Regions from separate parts of the Mus musculus genome. Here region 2 is linked to region 1. The links are chromatin loops, found by intact Hi-C in ENCODE. Cell type or tissue: left cerebral cortex. All regions are shown on one strand. Links, peaks and the distances in the headings refer to the core of each region. The heading gives the core; the rest is flanking DNA. Region 1 overlaps R3hdm2 (R3H domain containing 2). Region 2 holds the start of Inhbe (inhibin beta-E).

Evidence for each region. Peaks named below come from ENCODE experiments on the same cell type or tissue, not always from the same donor. Only the 100,000 strongest peaks of a DNase experiment are listed, where the experiment ranks them.
Region 2: a loop joins it to region 1, with 2.2 times the contacts of the local background. A loop is called at or near these places in 2 of 42 quality-filtered maps.

Annotation. Positions count from the first base shown.
Region 1 is chr10:127,474,249-127,484,159 of GRCm38, forward strand. It overlaps R3hdm2 (R3H domain containing 2), which reads left to right. Exons shown (of 26, transcript NM_001168292.1): 15 at 2,272-2,450; 16 at 7,445-7,546; 17 at 9,728-9,911. Among named protein-coding and RNA genes, the nearest start is that of Stac3, 22 kb to the right of the region's middle. In left cerebral cortex, for the core only: CTCF peaks have their summits at 5,020 (motif pointing right) and 7,039; DNase peaks (open chromatin) are centred at 5,095 and 7,357; H3K27ac peaks cover 1,450 bases.
Region 2 is chr10:127,346,102-127,356,012 of GRCm38, forward strand. It overlaps Inhbe (inhibin beta-E), which reads right to left and starts at 5,747. Exons shown (of 2, transcript NM_008382.3): 1 at 5,147-5,747; 2 at 3,301-4,910. The coding sequence starts at 5,444. The coding sequence ends at 4,156. In left cerebral cortex, for the core only: CTCF peaks have their summits at 3,093 (motif pointing left), 4,683 (motif pointing right) and 7,956; DNase peaks (open chromatin) are centred at 3,918, 4,693, 5,270, 8,001 and 1 more place; H3K4me3 peaks cover 917 bases; H3K27ac peaks cover 5,924 bases.

The DNA of each region.
Region 1 (9,911 bases), core at 833-8,832:
CCCTGTTCCCCTCCTCATTCCCTCTCCTACTCAGTTCCTTCTCTCCATCCACCTCTCCTGAGTGAGATTCTTGCATCCTCCCTCAAGATCTCCTTATTACTTAGTTTCTTTGAGTCTATGGAATGTAGCATGGTTATCCTGCCCTTTATGGCTAATGTCCACTTATAAGTGAGTACATACCATACATGTCTTTCTGGCTCTGGGTTCGATTCTAAGCAAGCACCCACATGGTGACTCACAAACATCTATAAATCCAGTTTTGTTTTGTTTTGTTTTTTTAAGATTTATTTATTTATTATATGTAAGTACACTGTAGCTGTCTTCAGACACACCAGAAGAGGGAGTCAGATCTCATTAGGGATGGTTGTGAGCCACCATGTGGTTGCTGGAATTTGAACTCAGGACCTTCGGAAGAGCAGTTGGGTGCTCTTACCTGCTGAGCCATCTCTCCAGCCTATAAATCCAGTTCTAGGGAATCAGATGCTCTCATTTAGTCTCTTTTGGCTCTAGACACAATGTATGGCACAGATAAATAATGTTCAGGCAAAACAGTCACACATAAAATACAATTACTTACAAAAAATTTTTTAAAAGTGAGCCGGCCGTGGTGGCGCGCGTCTTTAATCCCAGCACTTGGGAGGCAGAGGCAGGCGGATATCTGAGTTCGAGGCCAGCCTGGTCTACAGAGTGAGTTCCAGGACAGCCAGGGCTACACAGAGAAACCCTGTCTCGAAAAACAAAAAAAGAACAACAAAAAAAAATTTTAAAAAGCTAAGCATGATGGTGTGCACTTAACAATCCCAGCACTGGGAAGAGAGAGACAGGGGGCTCTCCAAGGCTCACTGATGAACCAACATAGCTGAGCCAACAAACCCATAAAGCAAGGTGAGTGGTTCCTGAAAAGCAGCATCCATTGCTGACCTTGGGGACACACACTCTGGCACGTACATGCGCACACATTCTTGAGTTCATGGTTCTACATCACCGATAAAAACGGCATGGTGGAAGCTTGGGAAGCTGAGGCTAGCTTTTAAAAACACATTCTTCTCCAACTTGCCAGCCATTTCTTGAATATGACATTAGCTTTGTCCCCTTTCAACCTGATAAGCTTTTAGTTATCACTCAAATACACCCCATCTCCTAACTTCCCTTCCTCTACCCTCTGGGGGACTCCTGCTTCCTCAGCTCCTCTCTCAGTCTCTCACTCAGCTTTGGTGATGGCACTACCAGTTCTCTATCTTCTTACCAGATTTTAGGAGCTAGCCAAGGGCCATACCATAGCTCATTACAGAATCCCTCTTGCATAGTATATAGTTGGTAAAAGTATGTGGTATGCTGAGCCAGAATAAACCCTATTCTCTTTAAATGTGTTGTGTGACTATGCAGATGCCTTAGTGAGCCTGGAAATGGGAAAACCTCCTGGGTAAAGGTGGTGTTTGTGGGGTGGGTATGGATGCTGGAGGATGGAAGTTGTTTTCTTAGCAGCTTTCATAAAGGATGGTGTCACACAAGTGGGGAGGCAGTAAGGAGAAGGCAAGGTCCCATAGTGGACAGGAATCTCTGAAGCCCCATGTTTTAAGCCATCCTGTTACGAGACACAGACTGACTTTAGACACCGCAGGGGAGGTGCTTCGGCAGCTTCACATATGTGAGCAGTCATTTGGTTGGTTGGTTTTTGTTTTTATTGTTTTTGTTTGTTTGTTTTTGAGACAGGGTTTCTCTATATAGCCCTGGCTGTCCTAGAACTTACTATGTAGACCAGGCAGGCCTCTAACTCAACAGAGATCTGCCTGCCTCTATCTTGTGAACAGATTTCTCAACCTTTCTAATGCTGTGACCCCCTTAATACAGTTCCTCATGTTGTGATGACCCCCATCCATAAAATTATTTTTGTTGCTATTTTATAACCATAATTTTGCTAGTTATGAATTGTAGTTTAAATAGCTGATATGTAGATAGTAACTTCTGTGAAAGGGTCGCTTGATACCACCCCCAAAAGGGCTTGCGATCCACAAGTTGAGAACTGCTGCTCCAGAACATTTTGTTCAGTTCTCAAACCAGCCGTTAACATTCAAGGTGTTTTCTAAGCGGTCAGCAGAAAAGCTGCAATACAGCTCTATCCTTGCGTGGATCTGTGGCAACTGTGGGGAACTGGGAAAGAAAGTGAACAGAAAGAAAGGGCAAAGAAAAGTAAAATCCTGCAGCTGGGCCCTCAGAATTCCATTTGCGCATTGTATTTACAACTTGGGGCGGGTCTCCTCTTTGCCTTAGGCATGGCACTAGGTGCCCCAGAAGTGTGCAACCAGGTCACCTCACCCCAGTCTGTCCGGGGCCTTCTTCCTTGTACTGCCCAGCAGCAGCAGCAGCAACAACAACAACAACAACAACTTCCTGCTCTCCCACCCACTCCTCAACACCAGCCACCCTTGAATAATCACATGATTTCACAGGTGAGTTACTGCTCAAGTGTCCAGCACCCTTTGTTCCAAGTCAGTGACGCTCAGGCCACCATGTCCCTCATGGAAGCAGCCTACGCCTGCCTCCATTTCTTATTTGTTAATTGTTGGGAGGGCAGGACAGGGGCAAGTGTTTTGTTTGGCTGAGACATTCCTTTTGTTGTTGTGTTCTGTTGAGACAAGATGTCATGAAGCCTACATTAGCTATAAAGTTTAGGCTGGGGGCAGCCTAAGCTGATGTCCTGATGTCCTCCCCTAACTTCTCAGATGCTGGATTGCAGATGTGCACTGTCACACTTGGCTAACCTGAGAACTCTGTTGTATATTTATTTCTTCCTCTTCTAATGAGACAGGGTCTGTCTGTGTAATCCTGGCTGGCCAGGAACCGAGTCTACCTGCCTTTGCCTTCTAAGTGCTGAGAATTGAAAGGTGTGTGCCTGGCAGTTGACCTCTGGTTATCTGAGAATTTGTGGCTCTTTTACTCCAAGTTGTGTTTCTGCTGCACCCTTTAAAATCCTCTGTAAATTAACAAAGTCATTCTGCTCACTGTATCTATGTTGAAACTTAAAATATCACAGGTCCAGGCCTCTCAAAGGCAGAGACCAGCCAGGTGGCATGGCACATGCTGTAAGTCCAGTCCTGGCGAAGCTGAGGTAGGGGCGTAGGCAGGGCTGCAGAGTGAGTCTGAGCTCCGTGAGCTGGAGAGCAAGAGCTTCCTTTAAAGGCAAAACTTGCTGGGCAGCGGTGGCAATTGCCTTTAGTCACAGCACTCAGGACACAGAAGTAGGCAGATCTCTGTGATCAAGGCCACCGTGGTCTTCAGAGTGAGTTCCAGGACAGCTGGAGCTACACAGAGAGACCTTGGTTGATGTTGCTGTTAACCAAGGTTTGAGAAATCTTGTGCTTCCGTGCAGACCGTGAAAGCCATCAGCCTGAGTCAGCTTTTCTGTCAATTGAATCTTAATATTCTGAGCAGAGCACTGTCCTGTAAGCAGAGCTCTTCATGATTAGAGTCCCATATCTAACCTCATATCCTTTGTAGTCAGAAGCCCTTTCATGTCTACTCTTCACTCCGTCTTTACGTTGTTTTACCTGCCAGGCTGCTTCCCTCCCTGCCCAGTCCAGCATGGCATCTCTAGGGCAGGAACCCTGCCTGCAACTCTTACTGCAACCTGATATGCTGTGTTTGGTTGATATCCATGGGAGGTCTGCCCTTTTCTGAAGAGAATTGGAGGAGGAATGGATGGGGAGGGGTAGTGGGGAGGTTGGGAGTAGGGACTGGGAGGAGAGGAGGGAGGGGAAACTGCAGATGGGATATAATAATAATAATTAATAATACTAATAATATTTATTATTGTTGTTTTGTTTTGTTTTGTTTTTTAAAGAACCTGGTCAGTATGAACTGGAAACTCAACTGGGAGGATCCCAGGATGCCCTGTTAGGTCTTGTTCATACTAGCTTAGGTCTCTGCTAAGATGTGCACTTGGGTCCGTTGCTCTGCCTGTGAGTGGGTAAAGTGCTCCTCTTCCAGCTGCCCTGCCCCCAGCCTTCCATGGTGTTTTGTATGTCCATCTCACTTGCTAAGGTCCCAGCGTTCTGTAGTCTTTTTCTCTGAAATGTGTATATTTTAATAGTCTTGCTCCCCCTTTTCCCTCTTAGTCTTTTGTCTTTTCCTTCTATCTGACATCTACACTTAAAACACAGCAAGAATTGAGAAGGGGTAAAGAGATAGAAGAATGACCATTTGGGACTCATGTTTTGAAGTAAATGGCAAGTGATAGGCTCTAAATTCCAGCCTTCTCCTCCCCCTGCTCCTGGATTCTGCTGTTCAGTGGAAGGGCTGTTGGTATGGAGTGTGGTGTTGGGTTCGATGCTATAGATTGGGGATTCAAAGGTTTCTGTTCTCTCTGGAGGTCAATCATAATCACAGACTCCCAAACAGTCTGACCCTGGGGAAGTTGGGGGTATTTATTTATGGGAGCTGTTAACCTTACCATCATCTAATATTTGTTCCTACTTTACCTTTTCTTCCCACAACCTCTCCTACTTCAGTTCTTTTCTTCGTCCTGTTGTGGTGTTGACTTCACCCCGAGGCCTCTCCTTCCTCACCTCCATCCCTGCCTTCCTGTTCTCCTTGTCATTTTGTTCTCATGGCTGTCTGCACTGTGAGGCTATGAAGTTGCACAGAAATAATCACTGTTTGGTTCCTCAAGTAATATAGCAGTGTAGAAATGAAGGAAGAGACCAAATCAGTATATGCTACTGTGTTCTAAAGCTTTTAGAAAACTTTGGGAAAGGGATCAAAAGGCATTTGCCCAGTCCCAGACATAGTGCTGGCAAAACAAGACTCTCACTCTTCTTGGGACACTTCCTCTCACTAAGCAGAAATGACCCTCCTGCACCAGCGATGCAGGTGACACCAGGGGGGGGGGGCAGTGAAGGCTCAGTGGCTGGGTTTTGTTGAGTTTAGACTGGAATGAATGTTATAAAGGAGCCCTGTTAACTCTGTAGCTATAGTGTCTCTCTACACATCCCAGAGCTATCATGTATCCCAGAATTCACCAGTAGGTGGCAACAGATGTCCTTTTGGTTTCTGAGACCAACCAAGAAAATAATGGTAGAATAACCCAAACCAAACTAAACCAAACCACCAACAACAACAACAAAATAGCAATGGCAATATTGGAGAGACAGTTCAGTGGGAACGAGCACTAGCTGTTCTTACAGAGGACCCAGATTTGATTCCTCCCACCTACATCGTGGCTCACAACCATCTGTCGTTCTGGTACCACGGGAACAGGTACACTCCTCTGGTCTCTATAGTCACTAGAGACACAACTGGTACATGTTACCCAGGCAGGCAAACATTCATACACATTTAAAAAGAAGTGAGAGGGGCTGGAGAGATGGCTCAGTGGTTAAGAGCACCGACGGCTCTTCCGAAGGTCCTGAGTTCAAATCCCAGCAACCACATGGTGGCTCACAACCATCCATAATGAGACCTGATGCCCACTTCTGGTGCATCTGAAGACAGCTACAGTGTACTTAGATATAATAATAAATAAATCTTTAAAAAAAAAAAAAAAAAGAAGTGAGGGCCGGGCAGTGGAGGCGCACGCCTTTAATCCCAGCACTCGGGAGGCAGAGGCAGGTGGATTTCTGAGTTGGAGGCCAGCCTGGTCTACAGAGTGAGTTCCAGGACAACCAGGGCCACACAGAGAAACCCTGTCTTGGAAAAAAGAAAACAAACAAACAAACAAAACAGTGAGGTCCTCCTTTACCGTGGCATTTCCTGTTTAAAGGAGTCAGAAGAACATTGGCCCCCACTTCCTTCTCCTCACACCCTCCCCAGCCCCACAGAGCATCTTTATTATGTAACTCTGGCTGTCCTGAACTCCTGTACAGACCAAACTAGCCTCCAACTCAGGCTGCCTCTGGCTCCCAAGTGCTGCAGTTAAGGTGTGTGCCACCATTCCTGGCTCACTCTCCATTTACAACGCACACATGTGTGGAAAATGAGCTGGGGTTTTTTGTTTGTTTTTTGTTTTATTTTGTTTTGTAATTACTATTGTTATATACTATTCAGTTTAGAACTTTTCACATGTCAAATTCCCTTATTTACTGAAGCACAATTAATCCAAAATACAAAGAATTATGGTCACACATATCTATAGTGTGGTTTCTGAAGTTTGCAATGAAAACATGCTTTATTCACACTTTGAAATAAGCATTCCTCCTAGAACAGCAGTGTAGCATAACAAATTGTTTGCAGTTTAGTGAAAATGAGCTGCTCTGCCACTTCACTGTTCAAAAGGCCCGACCCAGGGTAAGTCCTCCCCCAAGAGGTCTAAGAAAATAGAACCTGCAGCGTTTGCAGCTCACGTTGGGCAGCTTGAACAGCAGTTACCTTTAGAATGCCGTTGGCTTATAGGGTGTCCGTGGGCTGAGCTAACTTTCCAGGCTACAGCAATGTCCCTCTCCAGGACACCCGGGATTCTCAGTAACTCTTTAAAACTCTAGATGTCAGATCCTCTGCCAAGGTCCCCAGTCCGTCCCCTCTGGGTTCCAAGCCATAGCTTTGATTTCGATGGGCCATTTGATTTCTCTGTGGCTTGGGGTTGAACCAGAGCCTTGCAGTGCCAGGCAAGTACTCTGCTCAGCTGCACCCCAGCTCCACCCTTACTCTCACTGCTGTAATTAGAAGTTACCCTATCTCTAGGAATTCTGTCATGAAGCAGCGTCTCCATGTTCCTTCCCTCTCCCTCCTGACCACTCTCCTAGCTCACCCTCCTGCACCAGGGGCTCCAGCTGGAGAAGTGATGAAGTGATCCAAAGGACTGGACAGGAAGACGGAAGGAAAATAGTTAGTTGATCTAGAACCCTGTGTGTTCTCAGTAGACAGTCTCCTTCCTGAGGCCAGTGAAGGGATTAAGGGATAAAAACCGCGGGCTTCTGGTTGTGCTTTCCTCCGAGTTTGCCCCATTCGCTCATGAGGGCATTTTCATGTTGCCCTCACAACTTGAAGGAACACAGAAAATCATGACTCAAGAATCTACTGGTGGTTTGTTCCTCTTCCTCCCTATAGAGGGAGATGTCACTTCCTCAAGGAGAACTAACTGCCCTTGGGTGTACACAGTAGACCTCAAGTGGGCATTTAGGGGATGTTGGCGGAGCTCCTTAGTGATTGTGTGCTCAGCACAGAATACACCCTGGGAAGGCTGTGCTTGAACTCACGTTTAGACCTTGCCCCTGAGAGCCCCGAGATAACTCACAGTTGCAGAGTTTAAGTGGCAAATGGGGCAGGGGGTATACTGGGTCTCTTTTGAGAGAGATGTGGAAGTCACAAGCTATCCCGGGCTTGGCGGGCAGCCTGCTCAACGGCCACGTGATTCATAAGTATGTCTTGTATGACTAATGTGTTCCTCCCTTCCCTCCGCCTCCCTTTATGCTTTTCTCTTCCTCTCCACATGCCGCTGTGCTGCCCACAGCCAGTCCCGGCCCTGCAGCCCTCTCCACAGCCGGTTCAGTTTTCTCCAAGCTCCTGTCCCCAGGTCCTTCTGCCAGTCTCTCCGCCCCAGCAGTACAACATGGTATAACGACCATTTGCCATTTTGTCTTGTCCCTGTGTGGCCTGTATCTGTGGGATGTCTGGGTCAGTCTTTGGTGGCCTTGCAAGCATGTGGTGCTTTTGGAAGAGACATAGAAAGCTGTTTCTTGAGGGACCAGCACAGCATGCAAAAGCTATTAGTGAGTATAGGACAGGGATGGCGAGCTCCTGAGTGTGCGGAGGGATCTCACTAACCCAGGCCCTCAGCTCAGCTCTCTGTGTCCTTCATGTCGCTTTCTCCCAGTTTATTCTGTACAGAATTTTTCTCTCTGATTTCCTTCATTGCAGACTTCTCAGGTACCAGTTTTAAAATGTTTACATCCTACCTGTCTCACCGTATGTTTATGTTCTCTTCAGATGCATATACATGCTGTGTAGATTGTTTGTAAAGTAACTATAGTGGTGCACGCCTTTAATCTCAGCCCTTAAGAGGATGAGGCAGAAGGACTGCCCTGAGTGCAAGGCCAGCCTAGGCTACATAGTGAATTACAGTCCAGCCTGGGTGAGAGTCATATCCTGTCTCAAAAATAGCAAAGATAAATTTTTAAAAATTAAAATAAATTGTTTGCATACTAAATACAAATCCTTTGCAAATCTTATTTCCCTCATAGTTGATTACTTCACGGTGCTGATGAACCCTTCCTTTTTTTACTTTATATTAATCACACCTCTCTGCTTTTTCACTAGAATCCCCTTTTTTCTCCTACCTCTTATCTCCATTCTGAAAAGTGCTGGAATATGGACCTCAAATTAATCTGCAGTCTAGTCCTCTTGTCATCTATTCCTGACCACGAAGGTAGCAAAACAGTTCCTGAGAGCAGAGTGGAGCTCAAGGGCCGCATTGTCTTTTGGTTTCTAATATTTTCTTTTGGAAAAGAACTACTCTGATGTGTGTGCTTGTGTGTTTGTGTGTGAATTACTGTTCAGAGCACAGGAATCAGAACAGGAAGCTAAGAAACTAACCTGTCACCACGAGTGAGACACACACCCTCACTCTCTCGTGCTTAGGGAAGGCAGCTGAGAGAAAAGGCAATTACAGCCCAGCCAGCCAGCCTCTCCCTCTAGTTCAACCACTCACCCTGGCCTCCTTTCTGAGGTGAGAATTGGAAGTCGTTTTTTAAAGGGCAGGAGAACTCTAGGCTAGTGTCAAAGAACAAAGGTGGAAATGACCTGGGAAGGGAGTATGGAGACAAGCAGCAGGAGCGAGCCCACAGTTCTTGGCTGTGGAGTTACAAGAGCCTTGCTGTCTGTCCGTGGTCTGTGAGGGTGTGTTCTATAAGAACAGGATTTGTGGCAAGGCAGAAGCATGAGGAATACTGGAAACAGAAAGAGTTGTATACCTAATTCTTGCTTGTCCTATATTCCTTTTGGTAGGTGCCCCTATCTCCTGAGGAATAACTCTAGTAACAGCTTTGATCAGAACAGCCATTGTTACCATTTCACAGAGAAACTGTTTCTAATAACCATAGTAACTAACAGCTGTGATCAGGGTAGGCATTGTTAACATTTCACAGAGATACTGTATTTCTGGGTTTAGGCTTCCCACAGCTATCAGTTTAAAATACCATGTCATAGTCTTGAGGCATGTATTTCTCACAGTACAGAAACCAGACTATCCACAAATGGTATAAGGAATGCTGTAGAACAGTGGTTCTCAACCTGTGGGTTGCAACCCCTTTTGGGGGTGATGTCAAATGACCCTTTCTCAGCGGTTGCCTAAGACCATTGGAAAACTTGCATTGTAATATACTTGTATTACAATTCATAACAGTAGTAAATTTTACTTGCAAAATTATGAGGTAGCAATGAAAGTAATTTCATAGTTGGGGGTGGTCACTACACCATGACAAAATGTTGTTATTAAAGGGTAGCAGCATTAGGAAAGTTGAGAACCTCTGCTGTAGAGCATGGTGTTTCTGTCTTTCTGTTCTTGGTTTTGTTTATTAGTATATTTGAGACAAGGCCTATGTAGCCCAGGCTGGCATAGAACTTACTATGTAGCTGAAGCTAATCTTGAACTCATGATCCTCCAACCTCTACTTCCCAAGTGCTGAGATTACAAGCGTGTGCCACCCCATCTAGCTCTGTCTGTCTTTCTGTATTGAAGCCAAATGCATGAGGTTTAACACAGCCTCGGTCCTTAAGTCCCCTACTCTCTCAACAGGCAGAAGACCTCAGCAACCCCTTTGGACAAATGAGCCTTAGCCGCCAAGGTTCTACTGAAGCAGCTGACCCCTCCTCGGCTTTGTTCCAGCCCCCACTTATCTCCCAGCATCCTCAGCAAGCTAGTTTCATCATGGCTTCTGCAGGACAGCCCCTTCCCACTTCCAATTATTCCACTTCTAGCC
Region 2 (9,911 bases), core at 1,380-9,379, 130 kb before region 1:
AGCCTATGAGAGTCTACTGGTGAAACCTGCTTGCAGTGGAAGACCCCAGCATATCAGAGACGCCAGTACTATGGGATGATCACCAAGAACAGCGAGAGCAGTGGAGTGGATCAACCTGAGCTTAGAGTGCCACAAGGGCAGAGCTGGAGGAGTGATACCAGCCCTTTGGAGGAGCCCAGAAGATCTTGTGTGAATCCCAGACATTGAAACTAGCTGTAACATTGAAGTTGCCTTGGAGACAGACCCCAGGATGTTAAAGATGCCAGAGCTGTGGGATATCTGCCAAGGAATGCTGCTAACAGGGAATGGAACCAGGCCAGGAAAAGATGTTTGTTGCGGTCAACATAGATGGAAAAGGAGTTGGAGATCTGAAGAGAGTTTTGACATCAGACATGGAGATGTAGAGTTTGGAGTTTGCCTAGCTGTTTTCCTGTATTGCTGTGGCGTTAAGTGATTGTATTAGTCAGGATTCTCAAAAGTCACAGAACGTATGGGTAGTCTCTATATAGTAAGGGGATTTGTTGATGACTTACAGTCTGTAGTCCAACTCCCAACAATGATCAGCAGCAGCTGTGAATGGAAGCCCAAGGATCTAGCAGTTGCTCAGTCCCACAAGGCAAGCAGGTGAAGAAGAGAGAGAGAGTAAATCTTCCTTCTTCCAATGTCCTTATGTAGGTCTCCAGCAGAAGGTGTGGCCCAGATTAAAGGTGTGTATCACCATGCATTTAATTCCAGATGACCTTGAACTCAGAGATCTCCCTGTCTTAATATTCTGGGATTTGTAGCCACTATGCCTCAAGATCTAGATGCCAAGATCCAGGTCAGAAATCTGTATCTCCCAGCCTCCAGATTAGGATCACAAGTGAGCCTTCCAATTCTGGATTGTAGTTCATTCCAGATATAGTCAAGTTGACAACCAGGAATAGCCACTACAGTGATTGAATGAATCTCAGAAGAGACTTTGAACTTTGGACTTTCAACATTGTTGAGACTGTTATAGACTGTGGGACTTTTGAAGTTAGACTAAACATATTTTTCATTATGATTTGGCCAGGTATGTGCCCCATAGACTCATGTGTTTGAATAAGTCTATGGAGCCTAGAAAGTGGAATGTGGTGATTTGAATATGGTTGGCCCTGGGTTTGGAGAGATGGTTCAGTGATTAAGAGCACTGACTGCTCTTCCAGGGGTCATTAGTTCAAATCCCAGCAACCACATAGTGGCTCACAACCACCTGTAATGAGATCTGATGCCCTTTTCTGGTGTGTCTAAAGACAGTTACAGTGTACTTATATACAATAAATAAATAAATCTTAAAAAAGGAAAGAAAGAAAGAAAGAAAGAAAGAAAGAAAGAAAGAAAGAAAGAAAGAAAGAACACCATTGCATACACTAGCAAGCATTTGCTGAAAGGACCCTGATATAGCTGTCTCTTGTGAGACTAGGCCGGGGCCTAGCAAACACATAAGTGGATGCTCACAGTCAGCTATTGGATAGATCACAGGGCCCCTAATGAAGGAGCTAGAGAAAGTATCCAAGGAGCTAAAGAGATCTGCAACTCTGTAGGTGCAACAACATTATGAACTAACCAGTACCCCTGAGCTCTTGACTCTAGCTGCATATGTATCAAAAGATGGCCTAGTAGGCCATCACTGGAAAGAGAGGCCCATTGGACACGCAAACTTCATATGCCCCAGTACAGGGGAACACCAGGGCCAAAAAGGGGGAGTGGGTGGGTAGGGGAGTGGGGGTGGGTGGGTATGGGGGACTTTTGGTATAGCATTGGAAATGTAATTGAGGAAAATACGTAATAAAAATATATAAAAAATAAAAATAAAATAAAATAAAATGGTCATCACATTGGAGAGGAAAAAAAGAGAAAGAAACAAACAAACTTTGGTTGGCCCAGGTAGTAGCACTATTAGGAGGTGTGACCTTGTTGGAGTAGGTGTGGCCTTGATGGAGGAAGTGTGTCACTGTGGGGGTGGGCTTTGAGACCCTCCTCCTTGCTTCCTGGAAGACAGTCTGCTCCTGTTTGCTTTGAGAACGAGATATAGAACTCCTAACTCCCCCAGAGCCATGCCTGCCTGGACACTGTCATGCTCCTGCCTTTATGATAATGGACCGAACCTCTGAACCTGTAAGCTAGCAATTAAATGTTGTTCTTGTAAGAGTTGCTTTGGTCATGGTGTCTGCTCACAGCAATGGAAACTTTAACCGAGACAGATGTATTTATTTGATTTTATGTGCATCCACGTATGCACACAGCATTCATGCCTGGTGCCTGTGGAGGTTGGAAGAAGAGGATGTCAGACTCCCTGGAACTGGAGTTTATCAATGGCTGAGCTACTACACGGTAGCTGGGAACCAAACTAGTCCTCCACAAGCCACAGGCTCTCTTAAAGCACCGAGTCAGCTCTCCAGTGTTTTATTTCTAATTGTGGGGTATGTGTGTATGAGTGTGTGTGTGTGTGTGTGTGTGTGTGTGTGTGTGTGTGTGTACCCTCAAAGGGAAGAGGCATTGGGTCCCCTGGAGCTGGAGTTACAAGTAGTTGTGAGCCACCGAACCTATGAACTAAGAATTGAACTCAGGCCCAGTAGGCACTCTGAACCACTGAGCCAACTTTCTAGAACTCCTTTAATCAGTCTTTAAGAAAAACCCTACATGCCTTTTAAAGCATGACTTCTGAATATCAGCATTGTGTTAAAGTATAAACAGTGGAAAGTATGGTAACAAAAGAACACACAGCCAGGTGTGATGGTTTATGCCTTTAATTCCAGGGTAGGAGGGGCTGAGGCAGGAGGATTGAGAGTTCCAGGCTAGCTTGGGCTGTTTCCAAACAAAACACAAAACAAACTTTGCGTGTGTGTGTGTGTGTGTGTGTGTGTGTGTGTGTGTGTGTGTGTGTGTGTGTGTGTGGTGGTGGTGGTGGTGGTGGTGGAGGAGAGATGGCTCCACTAGGGATGCTTGTTTTTCTTATTGAGGACCTGAGTTCTGTTAATCCCAGTACTCACATGTAATTTACACACAGCTCTAACTTTAGTTCCAGGGATCTAGCGCCCTCTTCTGAACTCCACGGGCACTGCAAGCCAGCGCTGCACTTAACATGCAGACAAAAGACTCATACACATAAAATAAAAATAAATAAAATTGTTTAAAGGAGAGAAAGGAAAAGACTATATCAGCAATCATGTCATCAGCTGTGTCATATAACACACTCTGGAAAGACTGTCTGGTTTGTTTGTTTGTTTGTTTGTTTGCTTTGAGACAGGATCTCATTCTATAGCTCAGGCTAGCCCAGAATTCACTATGAAGGCCGGTCTTGAACTCACGGTGCTGTAGTTATAAGTGTAAGCCACCACACCCTGTTCCCACTGTACAATGTAAAGATAATGGTAGCAAATGATAAATAACATCTCAGTGTGATTATGAAAATAGTCTTGAAAACCCCTGAGAAAGTCTCAGAAACCCGCTGGGGCACAGAGGTCCCCAAACCACACTTCGCTTCTGGCCCATTTTAACAACCCCTTACACAATTCTCTGGTGCTTTTCTTTCTCCTTTTTATTAAGAAAATATAAAATGTATGTCACCCGCGTGGGTCCTGTCCTCGAGGGGGAAGCCTAAGAACTTACGAGTTCAGCACCCCTTTTTACTGATTCTCGATTCCAGGGACCCCGACACCCCTCCTTCCTCGGCGCCTGCTCCTCTTCCTCTTGACCTTGTCAAAGCAGGCAATGCACCCTGTTCTTAGCCTGTATGTTTGTCTTTTCCTAATCTGCCCACCCTTCTACTTCCGCCTTCATTACTTGAGGAACTTCTTTCTCGGGAGAGACTAAATAGTTTCTCCCTGTGTTCTTCCTTCCCTCCCACGGCATCCCTGCTGTCCTGGAACAGGGCTTGATGTAGAAAATGGTGCTGGCCAGGCAGTCCCTTGAAAGGCAACGCTTTACCCATCTGTCCACATTTGAAACAGCCTGAAATAGGCCAGAATCTGGGACAAGAAAACGCCCATTTAAGTTCCATAGGGGTCAAACCCAGGCATACTGCTACACAGCTTATTGGGTGTCAGTATGGATCCGGAACTCGAGCTTCCAGACACGTGGGAACCCCCAACTTGAACCTTGAACTTCACCCAGAACCTTCAGGCCCTGTTGCTAGCTGCAGCCACAGGCCTCTACTACCATGTCTGGCACATCGGTCTTGACCACATTGCCATTATGGTCAAGGTAGAGGAGAGAGAGAGGCCTTCGTGCAGTGGGGACACAGCAGGAAGAACCCGCAGGCCAAGGGTTGTTGGCTTTGAGGAGGCTAAAGACGGCAGAATGGAAGGAGGCAGCAATGCCAGGACTGCCAGCCAGGTGGGGCGGGCACTGCCCACTGCAGTAATTCAGCTGGTATCCCTCCGGCTGCAGGATCCAATCCCGCCACCCCAGCTCCTGGAAGTCTACATAGTGGTCTCGCCTACAACATAAGGGGGTCTCAGGCTCACAGGTGGGAGTCCTCCTCCTGGCCCGACCTGCTCCAGGTTCATTAGCTCGGATCTTAAGTTCCAAGAAGGGACGTTGCTGTCCCGCTGTGTCCAAGAGCAGCCGTGGCAGTCCCGCAGCGGTGCTGTTAAGGTCCAGGGGTCTAAATTCCAGTTGGAGTTTCACGACGCCAGAGTCCTCACTCCGCAAGCCGCTAGAGGGCAGAGTCAGGGCGTGCCAGCCAGAGGAAGTGGTTTGGTGCTCAGCTAGGAAGGTGCGGAATCCTCGGCACCTAGTGGTGCCGCAACGGAAGATCCTCAGGTACAGAGTGCCCGGAAAAGAGGGAGGCACATGCAGCCAGAGGCGGGCATGGTACAGGTGGTGGGACCAAAGAGGGGACAGCTGGAAGGTGAGCATGGAGCGGTAGGTTGAAGTGGATTTGTCTGCTCAGACAAAAACAAAAACAAACAAACAAAAAAGCAAATTAAAACATGAACAAAGCTTCTCTCTGACACTCGGCCACCCTACCCAACCATCCCTCATCTCTCATACAGACCTCTGCAAAGGGCCTGGACGGCCTGTGTCCCCAGCTCTTTCTCTTGCCACACCCCACGCCTCCTGCCTCCCCTGCAGGCCTCTCCTTGTGTCTCCTGTCCCCGGTCTCTCTCCCCTCACCCACCTATGATGGTAGCAAAGCTGATGACTTTCTCTCGGTTGCCAGGGACCATGCTCTTGGGCTGCAGTCTCCGGAGGGCTCTGGTCAGTGCTGCCTGGGGCAGAGGCCGAGTTATTCTGGGACGGCTGGTTAGGTGCAGTCCCTCCAGGATTTGCTGCTTGGCTAGCTCCAGGACCAGAGCGCGTTCTCCTTGGGGTGCCAGTGTTGGGCCCCCACAGGACGGGCACGCAGATCTTGTACTCTGCACCCACACCAATGCCCACAGCAGTATTAGCCAGAGCTGGGCTTTTGGAAGCTTCATGCTCCAGGTAGATGGCTCTGCTTTGAGAACCTCGAATGGGTGGCAGTTTTATGAGTCTGATTTCCCAAAGAGGATACAGAAGCAGCAGCAGCAGCAGCAGCAGCAGCAGCAGCAGCAGCAGCAGCAGCAGCAACAGCAAACCAGTGTCACAGCTACCCTTGACAAAGAGCAGACCAAGCTACTTGTCCTCAATAGCCTAGGACTCAGGAAGACTGAGAGTAGATCGCCTGGTGGGGTAGCTATGTGTGACCCTCACAGTTCATGACTAACTACTGGCAGGGCCTCTTTAGAGCCAGTTGCTTGGGATCCCTCACCTAGCGGTCAACCAGCAGACCTACCCTCTGAACCTTAGGATTGGCCAGCTGCGCTGCCCATCAGGCCCCTGCAGGGGGTGGAGGGCTCCCCCGGGACTCGAGTTTCACCATCTGGGTGTGGTGGCTTGAGGTAGGGGTATGGAGGTGCAACGTGGACATGCATGATGCAAGAAAGAGGATGATTTCACACGGTCAGTTCCCAAGGTCTGGGATTCAGGTGAGGGAGTCCATAGGAGCCAGGTGGGGATGGGCGGTGGCTCCTCAGTATGCCCTGACTGACTTCCGAGCTTGAAAACGGAAACCGTTTTATGAGGCTGTTTCAGTGGGTTAGTTCTCGGGGTTTCCATGTCAGAACAATAATTCTAGCGTTCAAGCCGAGTTAGGTTTTAGAAAGGGTGGTTTAAAAAAAAAATGGAGTCCTCTTGATCAGGCCTAGGTGGCAGTGCCACGGGACATAGAAATTACCTTTTGACCCTGCCTGTGCTGGCTGCCCAGAGTCCACCTGGGGGAGGGCCAGAGCAGGGATGAGGACATCTTCTGTGATGTCTGGGGAAACCCGGCCAGGTGGGCTCGTGGTGATGCAATCTTACAGCAGAGCAGAGTCCGGCAGAGCTGGCAGAAGGGCGAGCGCCTTTGAAGCACCTGTGCCTGGTAACTACTGCCTTTAGGGTACTGTAGGAGTTGGCCAAATCTGAGGCAGCCCAGGAGTGGTGCCAGGCTTCTGGTAATGTAGTTGGAAAATGGAAATTTAAGGGACCTAGGGGACAAAGCCGGAAAAGCCGCCTCAGGTCTTGGTCATCCAGGCTTTGTTTTATTTTTGCTTGTTTGTTTGAAAGATTTATTTATTTTATATATGTGAGTACACTGTCACTGTCTTCAATCAGATACACCAGAAGAGGGCATTGGATGCCATTACAGATGGTTGTGAGCCACAACGTGGTTGCTGGGAATTGAACTCAAGTCCCCTGAAAGAGCAGCCAGTGCTCTTAGCCACTGAGCCATCTCTCCAGCCCCCGACTTTGTTTTTTAATGTGTGCGCATGTGTGTGTGTGTGTACGCGCGTGCTCGTGTGTGTGCATGTGTGTGCTTGTGTGCACGTGTGTGTGCTCGTGTGTGTGCATGTGTAAGCTGGAGCACAGCCCTGTGTGCCATCCCTAGGGACGTCATCCACCTACCTCCTTTGAGACAGGACATCCTTGCTGGTCTGGAACTCACTAATTAGACTACACTGGCTGGCCAGTGAGTCCCAGTGTCTGCAACGCTGGGATTGCATTTCTACCTGGGCTCTGGAGACTCTAATGCAGGTCCATGCGCTTGTAAAGCAATAGCTTTATCTACTGAGTTATCTCCCAACATCTGACCTCCCCCAACCCCATTATAGGCTCTCTTTGTGTAGCCCTGGCTGTCCTGGAACTTGCTCTGTAGACCAGGCTGGCCTTGGACTCACAGAGCTCCACCTGCCTCTGCCTCCTGAATGTTGGCATTAAAGATGTATGCCATCAGCACCCAGCTTATTTGGGGTGTGGGGGTGTGGGTTGTTATTTTTTAATTTTTTAATTTGCTTTGGTTTTTGTCTTTTGAGATGAGGTGTTTCTACGATGTCCAGGCTGGCTAGAACTTCTAGTATAAGTGATTCTCATGCCTCAGTTTCCTTTGTCGTGAAGACTATGGTGAATTACTTTATTTTGTTGTGGTCTGAGACAGACTCTCCTGTATGTAGCCCAGGCTGACTTTGAATTCCCTGTGTAGTCAAGGGTGACCTTCAATTCCCTGTGTTGTTAAGGGTAACCTTCAACGTCTATTCTTGAGTGCTGGGATTAAAGGCATGTACCACCCTCAGCATACCTGGCTTTTATTCGGTGCTCAGGATTGAACCCAGGGCTTTGTGCATGCTAGGCTATTACCCTACCGCTGGGCTACGTAGCCAGCCCTGAGATGCATGATCTTAAATGAGAGTGACCCTCTACCTCTGATACAAGAGGATACTATCAGGCTAGCCTTTCTCCAGGTGCCAGGTTTGTTAAGAACATGGGTGGCATTAGGGAGAGAGCTGTGGACAAAGAGGGTGTGACTTAAGGGCCCCGACCATTCTGCCTTTCCCTTCTTTAGCTGGCGGTGCTGCCTAGAGAGTTCTAGATCTGGACCAGGGGAAGAGGGTGTTTTGAAGGCTGAGCCTCAGTACCTTCTGTGTCCACCATGGGGCAGTGCCTTGTCACTGGACAGTGGTTGACCAGAGAATCCTGGGGACAGGGACAGAGCTGCTGGAGAGTGGAAAGATGGTGGATATGCCTCATGGACTCCCTTAGGATCTTGCCTCCCTCACAGGCAGTAGACAAGGGCTAGCTCCTCTGCTCTTTTACCTCGCTACTGCCAGAGTGCATCCCTACCACCATTGACACGAGGCCATGGAGCCTGATGTCGGAGGCCAGACTTCCTAGAAACTCAGGGCACCATGGAGCGGAGAAGAGGGAGAAAGGATTAGGAGACATTTGTATCCACTGGCTTTTCTCCTCAGGCCCTGAAACATATTCAAGAGTTTTGGCTACTGCTCCCTAGAGCTCTCAGGTCTCTCTCTGTTGGTTGCTGCAGGAGAGTGACAGCTTGTTGGCCCCTTGGAGAATGACCGATGAGACTGCAAGTGCCCCTTCCTGGGGGTGTCTAGGAGGGCTTGTGCCAGGAAACAGGCTCAGGGGAAGTCGAAAGAGGTGGCTGCAGGAGACACCGACGCTACCTTCCCCAGCCCAGTCTGGTGCCCATGGCTTCTAGCTCTTCCCACCCTCTTTGCTGTTGCGCCTGGCCCGGTCCTACCTCCCCGCTGACACTTACGTCAGAACTCAGCTATAAATACGATCTTAGCATCTTAGTCACTTTCCCCAAGAAGTGCTTCCAGTTTATAAATACCCAGGCATCTGCCACACTGCCCGCCTTGCCACCAGGCTGACTGGAGGTTGGGGGGTAGCATCGGGTTTGAGAACGGGGAAGGAAATAGAAGAAGCAGGACTACTTATTTGCCCAAAGGAGAACAGCCTGAAGGAGTCTTGGGGTCAGGGGTTCAGGGAGAAGGTGCGAAGAAGATGACAGAGCATTCCATTTTTCTTCTTCTTCTTCTTCTTTTTTTTTTAAATCAAAAAGCAGAGCCAAAAAAGAAAGAAAATGAATAACACGGACGGGTGCTTATTTTTAAATATGCTATTTTGTTCCTTTGCAGCATCCACTCTGAAAAATCTTTCATTAAAATACCGGTTTCCTCCACTGATGAGTTGTTTGCCCCCACCTTAAAATTCTGCCTGTCGGATGAATGCCTCACTTTTCCCTGCCCTGGTCTTGGTCCTGGGCACCGAAACTGTCAGTCTAAGGGAAGAAGTTTGATCTGAGAGAGGGATAAAAGTGGGACACACTGGCAGAAGGGGGAGGAAGAGAAACCATGGAACCTCTTCAGATGGAGGGCAGACAAGTCAAGGGTGGGAAACACCCCACAGCTCTGACTCGCAGCTCCCCAAAAGATCGCTTGCAGGTGGCCTCTTCTGCATCTCCATTACGGAGACCTCTTACCTGGTAGGAAAAGGAGCATGTGCTGAGCAAACACAGACATCACATTTCCCAGAGGACACATGGGCTTTGCGCAAACCTGGCCTTGGGCTGCAGACAATATCGACCCCATGGTTCAGGGCTGTTCGGCCAAAGGGGCGGTGAAGAAAGAAAGGCAAAGGTCAAAGAGCACCAGATCTCGGATAAATGCCGCCTCTCATTATTGGAGGCCTTCCTTTTCTCGTCCCACTCAAGCCTCTGGGCAGGATTCATGGTAATGCTCTAAGAGCATGTGGAAGGGAGGTGGGCAGAGTTCCAGCCACCAGCTCTGAGAATGCCTCTGCCCCCCAACCTGTGGCCAGTGCTGGCTCACTGATTAATTGATTATTGATCTCTCTCATCTCTTGGAGTGAGTACAGAGGGAGATGAGATCCAGGCAAAAGCTAGTTCATTATTAGCCCTGGAAACTGTTGGAAGGTAGTTCTGAATGGAGGATGGAGGGAGAGGAGGGAAGAAGGGGCAACCTGCGGGAGGAAGGGGCGTGAGGTATGGGACAGATGGGTCATATGAAGAAAGCTCCTGTGACCTGGGGTATTAGGGCACATCCAGATAGGAGATGGGAACC